2 separate regions of the Mus musculus genome follow, and region 1 is linked to region 2. The links are chromatin loops, found by intact Hi-C in ENCODE. Cell type or tissue: gastrocnemius. All regions are shown on one strand. Region 1 overlaps Igf2bp3 (insulin-like growth factor 2 mRNA binding protein 3). Region 2 overlaps Igf2bp3 (insulin-like growth factor 2 mRNA binding protein 3).

What was found. Hi-C counts contacts between places; a loop is a spot of excess contacts. Peaks named below come from ENCODE experiments on the same cell type or tissue, not always from the same donor. Only the 100,000 strongest peaks of a DNase experiment are listed, where the experiment ranks them.
Region 1: a loop joins it to region 2, with 2.4 times the contacts of the local background. A loop is called at or near these places in 1 of 42 quality-filtered maps.

Annotation. Positions count from the first base shown.
Region 1 is chr6:49,092,940-49,097,939 of GRCm38, reverse strand. It overlaps Igf2bp3 (insulin-like growth factor 2 mRNA binding protein 3), which reads left to right. Exons shown (of 15, transcript NM_023670.3): 11 at 3,684-3,800. It also overlaps a transcript of Malsu1 not described here. Among named protein-coding and RNA genes, the nearest start is that of Malsu1, 22 kb to the right of the region's middle. In gastrocnemius, no CTCF peak of the experiment used is centred here; DNase peaks (open chromatin) are centred at 565, 764, 1,357, 2,733 and 1 more place; H3K4me3 peaks cover 1,877 bases; H3K27ac peaks cover 2,997 bases.
Region 2 is chr6:49,153,194-49,158,193 of GRCm38, reverse strand. The region is part of intron 3 of Igf2bp3 (insulin-like growth factor 2 mRNA binding protein 3); the gene reads left to right. Among named protein-coding and RNA genes, the nearest start is that of D030074P21Rik, 58 kb to the left of the region's middle. In gastrocnemius, no CTCF peak of the experiment used is centred here; DNase peaks (open chromatin) are centred at 1,229 and 2,006; H3K27ac peaks cover 2,039 bases.

The DNA.
Region 1 (5,000 bases), 60 kb after region 2:
CCAGCCAGAGTACTAGCCAAGAGCTGGAGCTGGCAACGTGCATGCTCGGTGTCTTCGCTGGCCATGTTGGCAGCTTGCAGTTGGGTTGGCAGGAATCAACCTGTGGGCTCTTGTCTTCATAAACCTGGTAGCTTCTTTACACTCTTCTCTGAAGGCTCCAAGATAGTAGTTTGGCCTTGAGGTGGAAAGTACAGGGGCAAGAAAGATGAGTGAGCATTCTTTGTAGGTCACCAGAGGCACTCTAAGAACCAGACCAAGTTCCTGTCTCCTTCTAAAGCCAGGTAGGATCTCGTAGTCCTTAAGATTTTTCACTGTGGGTGCAGTAAACATTTCTAGGCAAGTAAACCACTGCATCATACTTGGTTATGGGGGAAAACTTCCTTTTTCTTTCTTTCTTAAGCTTTAGTATTCTGTTGAGGTCATAGAGTTGAGTAAACTTCATTTTAGTTCCAGACCCAAATCTAGTTAAAAACAACTCCTCCCTCCCCCAAGTACCTATCTTAGAGGCCAAAGGAAAACAATGGCACCCTGCCAGGTTCCTGGTGGCTGATCTCTTGGCTGCCAGGCACGTCTCCATGCCTTTGTGATGCCCGAGTTTGTGTTGCCTGCAGAGTAAATACACTTAACCTCACTGTTTGCTGCTGCGTGTATCTTCTCGATAGCGGGTGATTAGGAATTATTCACTGGCAGACTTCACCAGTTACGCAAATGCTCAGCCTCACAGCTCTGCTCTCGTTATTTCAAGACACAGAGCAGCGCTTGCCAAGAGTCCGAAGGAAGCTTTGCCACAGGCATCTGGCAGCAATCCACTGGGAAGTAGCTTGCGTCCCGTGGCTGTCTTTCATCCTCAAAGAGTCTATGCAGGAATGGGTTTCCTGTGTGTCCAGGGCAGTGAACCCAAGGAGTGAGTGTGTCAGAGAGTGTGTGTAGGAACAGGTCTCCTGTGTATTCAGGGCGGAGAACTTGTACCCAAGGAGTGAGTGTGTCAGCAAGTGTGTGTAGGAACGGGTCTCATGTGTGTTCAGGGCGGAGAACTTGTACCCAAGGAGTGAGTGTGTCAAAAGGACGATGTTGAGGGGCTTTTCTTCTGTCTGCTTAGGTCTGTCCATCAAGACGAAATGGTGTGCTTATCTGGGGTAGATCCTGAAAACAGCTTCTCAATGCTGGATTCCGTGTGAGAACACACTGTACAGACAGTCAAGTGGATAGATGTTTCCACGAGCTGCCTGTGCCTCAGAGGAAAATTCCCTTGTGAAATAATTTATGGCCAGTGAGATGGCTGGGGGAACAGAACTGAAGCCAGGGGAGATGGGTGATATTCAGAAACGCCCTCTTCCAGCTTCAGATGGCCGATGAGTCACTGAAGACATGTTGCCAATAGCGCACATGACTTACTGTTTGTCTGGGGCACCATCTCCTGTATGAAAAGCACAGTTACTTCAGATTTGGATTGCTCTATTGGGCAGGCCCTCGTGCCTTCAGAGCAGCAGCTTCTGTCACGCTCAGGCCAGCAGAGACTCCTCACATTGCACTTTGTTGCTGTTGTGATATTGTACTCTGGTCATTTCAGCTGTTCCTTTCCCAGAGCTAATTCAAGAGACAGTTCTGAAATTCTCACCAAGTCATTCATGTTTAAAATTCAGCCACACCATACCCTGCTTCTTTCTTCTTTGAGACAGGGTTTCTCTATGAAGCCCTGGCTCTGCTGGAACTAGCTCTGTATACTAGGTTGTCCTTGAATTCAGAGATCCAATGCCCCATCTTTAAATTTCTTACTGTAAATAGCTCCTTCCATCTCTAGAGATGTGAACCTATAACATCTTCTTTAAAGCACAAATTTGTTTTATTGCTTATTGGTGATTTACCTTTTTCCCACCATTGTATTTTTATTTCAGAATTGTTGGTGGTGTCTATGTGTATGGGTGGTTTGCTTGCATGTATGTCTGTGCAGCACATATGCACAGTGCTTACAGAGGTCAAAAGAAGAGGGTGGATCTCTTGGAACTGGTGTGGGTGCTAGGAGTTGAATCTGAGTTCTCTGGAAGGGCAGCCAGTGCTCTTTAACAGCTGAGATATGACTCCAGCCCCCACTATATATGTTTTTCAAAAACAAACTTCTTACATGTAGCAGGTTCCAGAACAATAATTTATCCTAACTATAGGTGACAAAAATGTTTAAATAGGAATAGAAATAGGTCCAATTATCTCAGCCACAAGGAGCAGGTTCCTTAAGCCTGAGCTTCCTTCTCCATCTCAGTTGCTTGCACTCTTTTCTGACATCTTCATGGCCCAACATGACACCTGTGCCCCCCCCCCCACCCCCGACTCTTTGGTGTCTGTCTTAGGGTTTTATTGCTGCGAAGAGACATCATGACCTCTTGTAAAGGACATTTAATTGGGGCTGTCTTACAGTTTCAGAGGTTTAGTCCATTATAATGGTGGAAAGCATGGCAGCATGCAGGCAGGCATGGTGTTGGACAGGTAGCTGAGAGCTCTACATCGGGATTGGCAGGCATCAAGAAAAGAGAGCCACTGGGCCTGGCTTGGGCTTGAGCTTCTGAAACCCCACAGCCCATCTCCTAGTGACACACTTCCTCCAACAAGGCCACACCTCCCAGTAGTGCCCACCCCTTATGGGGGCCATTTTCATTCCACCCCCACCGGTGCTAACGTTAAGCCTTCCTGGAGCAGGCTTCCTGTTGTCAGAAGGCGACTAGAGAAGAAGCTGGGGGAGCAGCGGTGTTGCTCCATTAGAACGCGCTCCATTGCTGGCACTGCACCTTGGCATGGCCTTGTGAGGAATTTGGTCACCGAGCTGTCTCTGAGTGACCACTGTGTGACATGAGCCTGGAGAAGGCACACGTGACCAGTGTGAAGCAGGGAAGCACGAGTCCATCTGTCCACAACCTTTCAGGACTTAGCTTTCTGATTTCTGAGTTCGAGGCCACCCTGGTCTACAGAGTGAGTTCCAGGACAGCCAGGGCTATACAGAGAAACCCTGTCTCAGAAAAAACAAACAAAAAAGGACTTAGCTTTCAAAATGGTTTCTGGCTATTTGTGGATAAGATGCCAAGGGAGTGCAAAGAAGTGTGCGGGAGGGAAGTGTCTTACAGTGTTTTGTTACTAAAGTAAATGGGTTTCCCTTTTAATTCTGTCTTATGTGTGCCAAGTATAGAATGGTGTGTTCTCTCCGTATGTAGGAGCTGTTGTTTAGGAATTAAAAGCCTAGATCAGTAGAAGAGCCTTGCAAGCACAAGTGTTCATCCTTGACTGGGGGGGGGGGGAGGGGGGGAGGGGAGGCGAGGGAGAAGGAAGGAGAGAAAGAAGGGGGCGGCTAAGCTCTGGACATCCGTATCCTTTACTGCTGTCTACTTTGTGATGTGTAGTCTGAAGCCACCTTGGTGTGTAGTCTACATGTTTTAAATATTAAAAAAAGAAGGCAAAGGATAAGTCAATGAGGTTTTGAGACTTAGGAAAACTTGTGTAGCAAAGGTGAGGTTTTAATGACGGGTCCTTTTAGGACCAACTTTGGCTTGCTAGGTAAGCTCCGACTACTTCTGTACGGTTCTCCATGACCTGCCGAGCACTCCTACTGTATGAGAGTGCCTGTGCCCGAGGGGAAGGTGCCGGGGATTTATCTGGCAGCAAAGAAGCACTCATGTCCTGGCTTTCTTTTCTTACAGCAATCAGAGACGGAGACTGTGCATCTGTTTATTCCCGCCCTGTCCGTTGGCGCCATCATTGGCAAGCAGGGCCAACACATCAAACAGCTTTCTCGCTTTGCGGGAGCTTCGATTAAGGTACTGTTGTGCACACTGTGGCTCTCCTGGTTATACAAGAAAGTGAAAGTGGTGGGCTGAATCAGGACTATGACAGGAACCCTACAGCAGTGGCTTCATTGTGCTTAGTTAACATCTCTCTCAGACAAATTGGTCTGTGGAGAAGCCAACTGGACCACATCTTGGCACCTCTGAGATCTGACTTACAACTTCCTTCTAGCTCATCTCCACTTTCCGAGCTCTTAAGAGTCACGTCTGCTGGGCGGTGGTGTGCTTTAATCCTAGCACTCAGGAGGCAGATCTCTGAGTTTGAGGCAAGTCTAGTTTACACAGAGAAGCCTTGTCTTGAAAAACAAAACTAACAAACAAAAACCCCAAAAGCCCTCCCCCCAAAAAAAACCCCAACAAACCAAACCAAACAAAAAGAGCTACATTTGTCACCCAGCCAATGAGGACAGGGGCATGTAGTGAAGTCTTTCCCATAAGTTCATTGCTGTGGGATTTTTTTTTTTTTTTGGTATATTCCATTCTCCGAACTTGGCCAGTCAAAGCTGAGGAGCAGCAGGGAAATGAAGTTTTGTGTTGTCAACTAAGCATTTATTGTCTAAATGTGGGACCACTAGTGTTTGTCAAAAGAGATCACTGTCTATCTGCAGAATCTGTATTTTGATGTGTTGAAGCAATTCATTATTAGATAAAAGGGGTGTTTGCATGCATGCGCACCGATGAGAGGGTGCTTGAGCATATGTGTATACATGGAGGTTAATGTCTGCTGGTCCCTCAGTCACACGCACTTTATATTCTGAGATAGCGTGTTACTGACCAGCCTACTGACTCAGTGGGCTGCTGGGCGAGTGAGTTTCAGGATTCCTGTCTCTGCCCTTTCCAGCTCTGGGCTGTTCATATGGATGCTGGGATCTAAGTATTCTACCAACTGAACCATGCCCCATCCTCGGATTCTTGCATTAAAACAAAGGTTGCCAGGTGTGATAAGTTCATAGCTTTCTTCTGAAAACCATCAGTGGAAACTTTTAAAAGCCCCTTAATTTGAAAAAAAAAAAAAAAAAGATGTAATACAATTTCTGTACAACATATAGATTCCACTTCTGGATATCTATCCATGAGAAGTGAAGCTTAGCATAAGCTCCTCTCCCCCAAAGAAAACTAGAATGTTAATAATGTTTTTATTGGTAACTATCCTAAATGTCCTTCATGTGCAGA
Region 2 (5,000 bases):
ACTCCAGAAGAGGGAATCAGATCTCGTTACGGATGGTTGTGAGCCACCATGTGGTTGCTGGGATTTGAACTCCTGACCTTTGGAAGAGCAGTCGGGTGCTCTTACCCACTGAGCCATCTCACCAGCCCACTGCCTGGGGTTCTTTATATCCACTGTCCTTTCCTGATCCTTCCACCTTCCATGGTCAGCTGAGATCCAGGTTTCTGTGTCCATCTGCCTGGTGTTCTTTATATCCACAGTCCCTTCCTGATCCTTCCACCTTCCACGGTCAGCTGAGATCCAGGTTTCTGTGTCCATCTGCCTGGGGTTCTTTATATCCACCGTCCCTTCCTGATCCGTAGTATAAAGTTTGTGGAATAAAAGCGTTCTGAAGATTGAAGGCAGTGGTTGTAATGAAGGTGAGTGTGTGCAATGCCACTAACTGTATTGAAGTCTGTTATTGGACCATATTTTGACCATAGTGTCAAAGCATGCAAAATAAAACAGTACAAACAAGAAGTATTTGGATATGACTGGAGCCTAAAGACTCTAATAACTCTAATAGTGAAACAGTCAAATAGCAGAACGCACATAAAAGAACCTCTAGTGGACCAGTTATTTGTGCTAACAGAAGGATGGCTTGTGGCCATCTCAGAGCTCACTTAACTGATACTCTTTGTTTTTATGGGCGCGCGCGTGTGTGTGTGTGTGTGTGCGTGCGCACGCGTGCGTGTGTGTGCATGTGTGTATGTGTGCGTGTGTGTGTGTGTGTGTGTGTGTGTGTGTGTGTGTGCGTGCGTGACTGTGGAAGCCAGAGGATAGTCCATGATATCATTCTTAAGGAACTGTTCAAAATTTACCTACTTACTTACTTATTTTTTTAGAGACATGGCATCTTACGACCCTGAGACACACCAAGCCTGGCTGGCCAGTGAGCCCCAGGTATCTCTCTCCCAGTGTCCACCTTTCTGACACTGAGATCATGCATTCATGTTATCGAGTCCAAATTATCTTATATGGATCTAGGGGGCTTGAACCCCAAATACCGATGTGTAGTGGTTTGAATGTTCCCTATGGTCTTGGACATTTAAATAGCTGAGTTCTGTAGTGATTCTATTTGGGAGGCTTAGGAGGGAGGTGTGGCTTGGTTGGAGGAAGCCTGTCACTGGAGCTGTGTTTTGAGAAATTGTTGACTTGGCTGTCTCTGCTTTCGGCTTATTTTGAGATGTAACTCTCAGGTCTCAGCTTTCAGCTCTGGCTGTCATGACTGTGGCATGCTGCCATGCTGCCATCTCTACAGTTAAAGACCTTAACTCTCTGGAAACATAGGACCCAAAAGACCCGTCCTTATCTGTGATGCTTTGGCAGTATAAGTTGGTACCAGAGAGTGGATAGTTGCTGTAAAGATCCTGTTGTCCTCCTCTCCCCCCTCTTTTTTTTTGTTTTTTGGTTTTTGGAATGTGGAAGATTTCAGAACTTTGGACAAGAGAGGCAACTGAATGCTGGAAAAGAGCTTAATGAGCCAATGGTAGTAGGCCCCTGGCAGGCAGTAGGACTGAGAGAAGCACAGACAGTGGAAGCCCAGTTTGATTAAAAGGGAAAGCAAGGACCTTAACAGCCATTCATGTGATATTTTGACAAACAATCTGGCTGTTTTCAGCCCATGTCTTGAGGCTAAATTAAAAAGTAATAGACTAATTTATTTGGCAGGAAATTTCAAGACAGTGTAAGATTGAGTCTGTGACTTGGTTGTTACTAGTAACGTATGCAGTTCTACAATAAAAAGGAGAAAATGAGGCCAAAAGAAAGAAATACAGAATGTGTAGCTTGGAGAGGAAAGAGCATCGGCAGGCGTGATATCACAGCCAAGACTGTGCTGGAGGCGAGGCTGCCACTGTTGGAGATTAGCAGGAGAGGAGGGATCCTCACTGGAGCAATGGCAAGGGTACCTTCAGGGAAAGTTTGCTTCAGTATACAAAAGCTGATGCTAACGTAGTCACAGCAGGCAAGTGTCCATCCCAAGCTAACAGCCAGAGTTGGCAGCAGCATTCCCGTGGTACTGGATTTAGAGGCATAAAAGGTAAAAGAGATTGGGTTGTTGTGCACAAGGACTCTTGGCCGGGAGTCCCTGCGTGAAGGCCCTGAGAGAGCAGGAATTGGCTTTCTCTGCTTCCTGCTTGCAGTTCAAGATGTTGGGCCCTTGGCCCTCAGCCGTTATGGGCGCTAACCCCTTGGAGAACGGTAAGCGCAAATAAACCCATTATTCTGTGAGTTTCTTAGTTTTGATGACTTATCACAGCAATAGAAAAGTAGTTAATTCATCATGTAGAAAGCCTACGTGGGAAATAATGGGGAAGTCATGCAACAGCTGCCTCTGACTTACACACACACACACACACACACACACACAAATGTACATCTGCAGACATGTGTGCACACACAAACGTGTATACAAAAAGTGGCCTAAGGTCATTTGAAAAATAGTTGGAAATTCTGGCCTAATATCAAGTAAAAATTCACTTAAAGATCTAATAAATAAATAAATAAATAAATAAATAAATTCAAGTTACTGATCCAAATTGCATATTGGGGGGTGGGTAGATAGATGCTGATTAAACATGCTAAGCACCTTTACCACTGAGGTAAATGCCCAGCCCTCAAACGGTAGTTTTTAAAATCAAATATTCTAACATAGTAGAATTCAAAGATATCTGAATTTGAAACATTCGTAGGAATGACAATCTGAAAAATAATAAAATTTTTTCCCACAATTAAACCATTATGTTTACATAAGAACTGAAAACTTTGCATGTCCAGTAAAAACACTTCAAGTCATAACACAGAATAGTTTCAAATCTGAGCTCAGGCATTAAAGGCAGCGCTCATCTACACTGGGTGTTGTGATGGCTTGCACAGTGCACACACTGTGTGTTCAGAGCCAAGGCTGCAGTGCAGCACCAGAAACACCTCAGATTCATTCTACATTCAAGTTTGGATTTTGGTTGTTGTGCCTTCAGAAACCTTTCCTGTTGACATTTTTGTAGCAACCCCTACGCTCAGTTATATGAGCGTAGTTATATATATATGACCCTAAAGATCTGTGCCCACTGTTTAAGATGTTCAGCTATGCAGTGGCTAAGAGCACTCAGGGCTTCTCTGGAATGCCTGAGTTTGGTTTCAAGCACACACAGTGGGCTGTGAGAAGTTTGATGACCTCTCTGGCTTCTGCAGGCACCCATATATGTTTATATTCATTCATTCACTTATTCTCTCCTCCTGTCTCTCACACAAATGATTCATAAAAATCCCTAACAAAACTGGTTGAGCTCTAGATCCTTCTGACCCAGGAGTGGTGAAGGACACTTGTGACGTTTGTTTACATTAGTGATTTTCAAGCAACCACTAGCTTTTAAAATCTACAATGAATTATTAGAAGAGGAAAATTAAGTCAGCGGAGAATCCTTGTTTGAGGTGTGTGTGTGTGTCTGTGTGTGCGCACACACACACATGTGCAAGAGAAGGATGTCGGTTCATGCTCTCCCACTCTTTTGCTCTTTTGAGAGAGCATCTCCTAGAACCTCACCCTAAGCTGGCAGCCAGCAGGATCCAGTGATCCTCCTGTCTCAGTCTTCCACAGTACTAGGGGCCCATACCCGGCTTTTTCTGTAGGTGCTGGGACTTGAACTCGGGTCCTCATATTTGCGAATGACTGCTTCGCAACACTTGTTCCTCCTGGAAGATTTCTGTTCCTGTCTTCTTTGAGTCTTTGTTTTCTCCCTCTGTTCAGACTGACCCCAGACTCCCAGGCTCAAGTAATTCTGCCTCAAATTTCTGAGTATTTGGGATTACTGGTGTGGGCTTCCTCGCTTCCATAAATAACCCAGTCATTTTTGAGAGAAAATATCTGATGATGGGCGTAAGCTTAATTTGCCTTCAAGGGTCTCTTTTGATTCATTATTGGATTTGCAATGTATTTTATATGCATCATTGGCTTTTCTTTCTTCTTAGATCTGCATATTTAAAGTCCTTGTTCCTTCATGCCAGGACACAGGGAAGCAAGACTTTTCAGGCCTAGATGTTAGAAGGCTTCTTCCTGTGTGTTTTTCTGTGAGTCTTGGCTAACACATTCCGGTAGCGAGGTAGTAAGGGTCCTGGGCTGCCCATGTTCTTTGCTGGTGGTGAGCTCTTCTGGGATATGTGGAGGTCAGCGCGATAGTACAGATCAGGTGGACTAGACCTTAAATGTCATTGATCTCATTCATCTAACCTCGGTAACTGTATCAGTTGAACTTTTGTTGTTCTGTGCTTTTGTGGGGCTGGAGATCAAGGCCAGGGCTCTGTAACTGTGGGACAAGGACTTTATACTAGTAGTAGCAAACTGTCCTTTCCTCCTTGTAAGATAAGGAGTGTCTTACTATGTAGCTTTGGCTGGCCTGAACTGGCTCTGTAGACCAGGCTGACCGCAAATTCAAGAAATCTACCTGCCTCTGCTTCCTGAATTCTGGAATTAGAGACCTGAGCTACCTCCTGTCGTGGTGACCCCCAACCATAAAATTATTTTATTGCTACTTCATAACTGTGATTTGTTACTGTAATGGCTTGTAAATATCTGATATGTAGGATATCTGATATGTGATCCCATGGGGGTCACAGCCAACAGGTTGAGAACCTCCAGTCTCACTTGTCCTGGAGATCCTTGCCTTCCCTCTTGTGCCCTGGGATCACAGGTCCCACCCTGTACTTCAAATAAATTCTAGGGATCACAATTCCTGTTCTCACATTTGTGAGTTAAGCACTTTGGCTGCAGAGCCATCTGCCCACACCTAAACCCACGGTAATTTTGATAGCTTTTAGAACACTTTTGCTCTCCAGTTGACTTGGTTCCCACGGGTCATTCCCTGTGGTGTTGGATGGTTGGCTCTAGGTGTTTATGGTTAGACATAGAACTAGTCTGCTGACTTCTGTGTGGATTGAAAGTGCTTGCACATTTAGGTTTTTGTCTGGGTCCTTCTGAGTTGCTG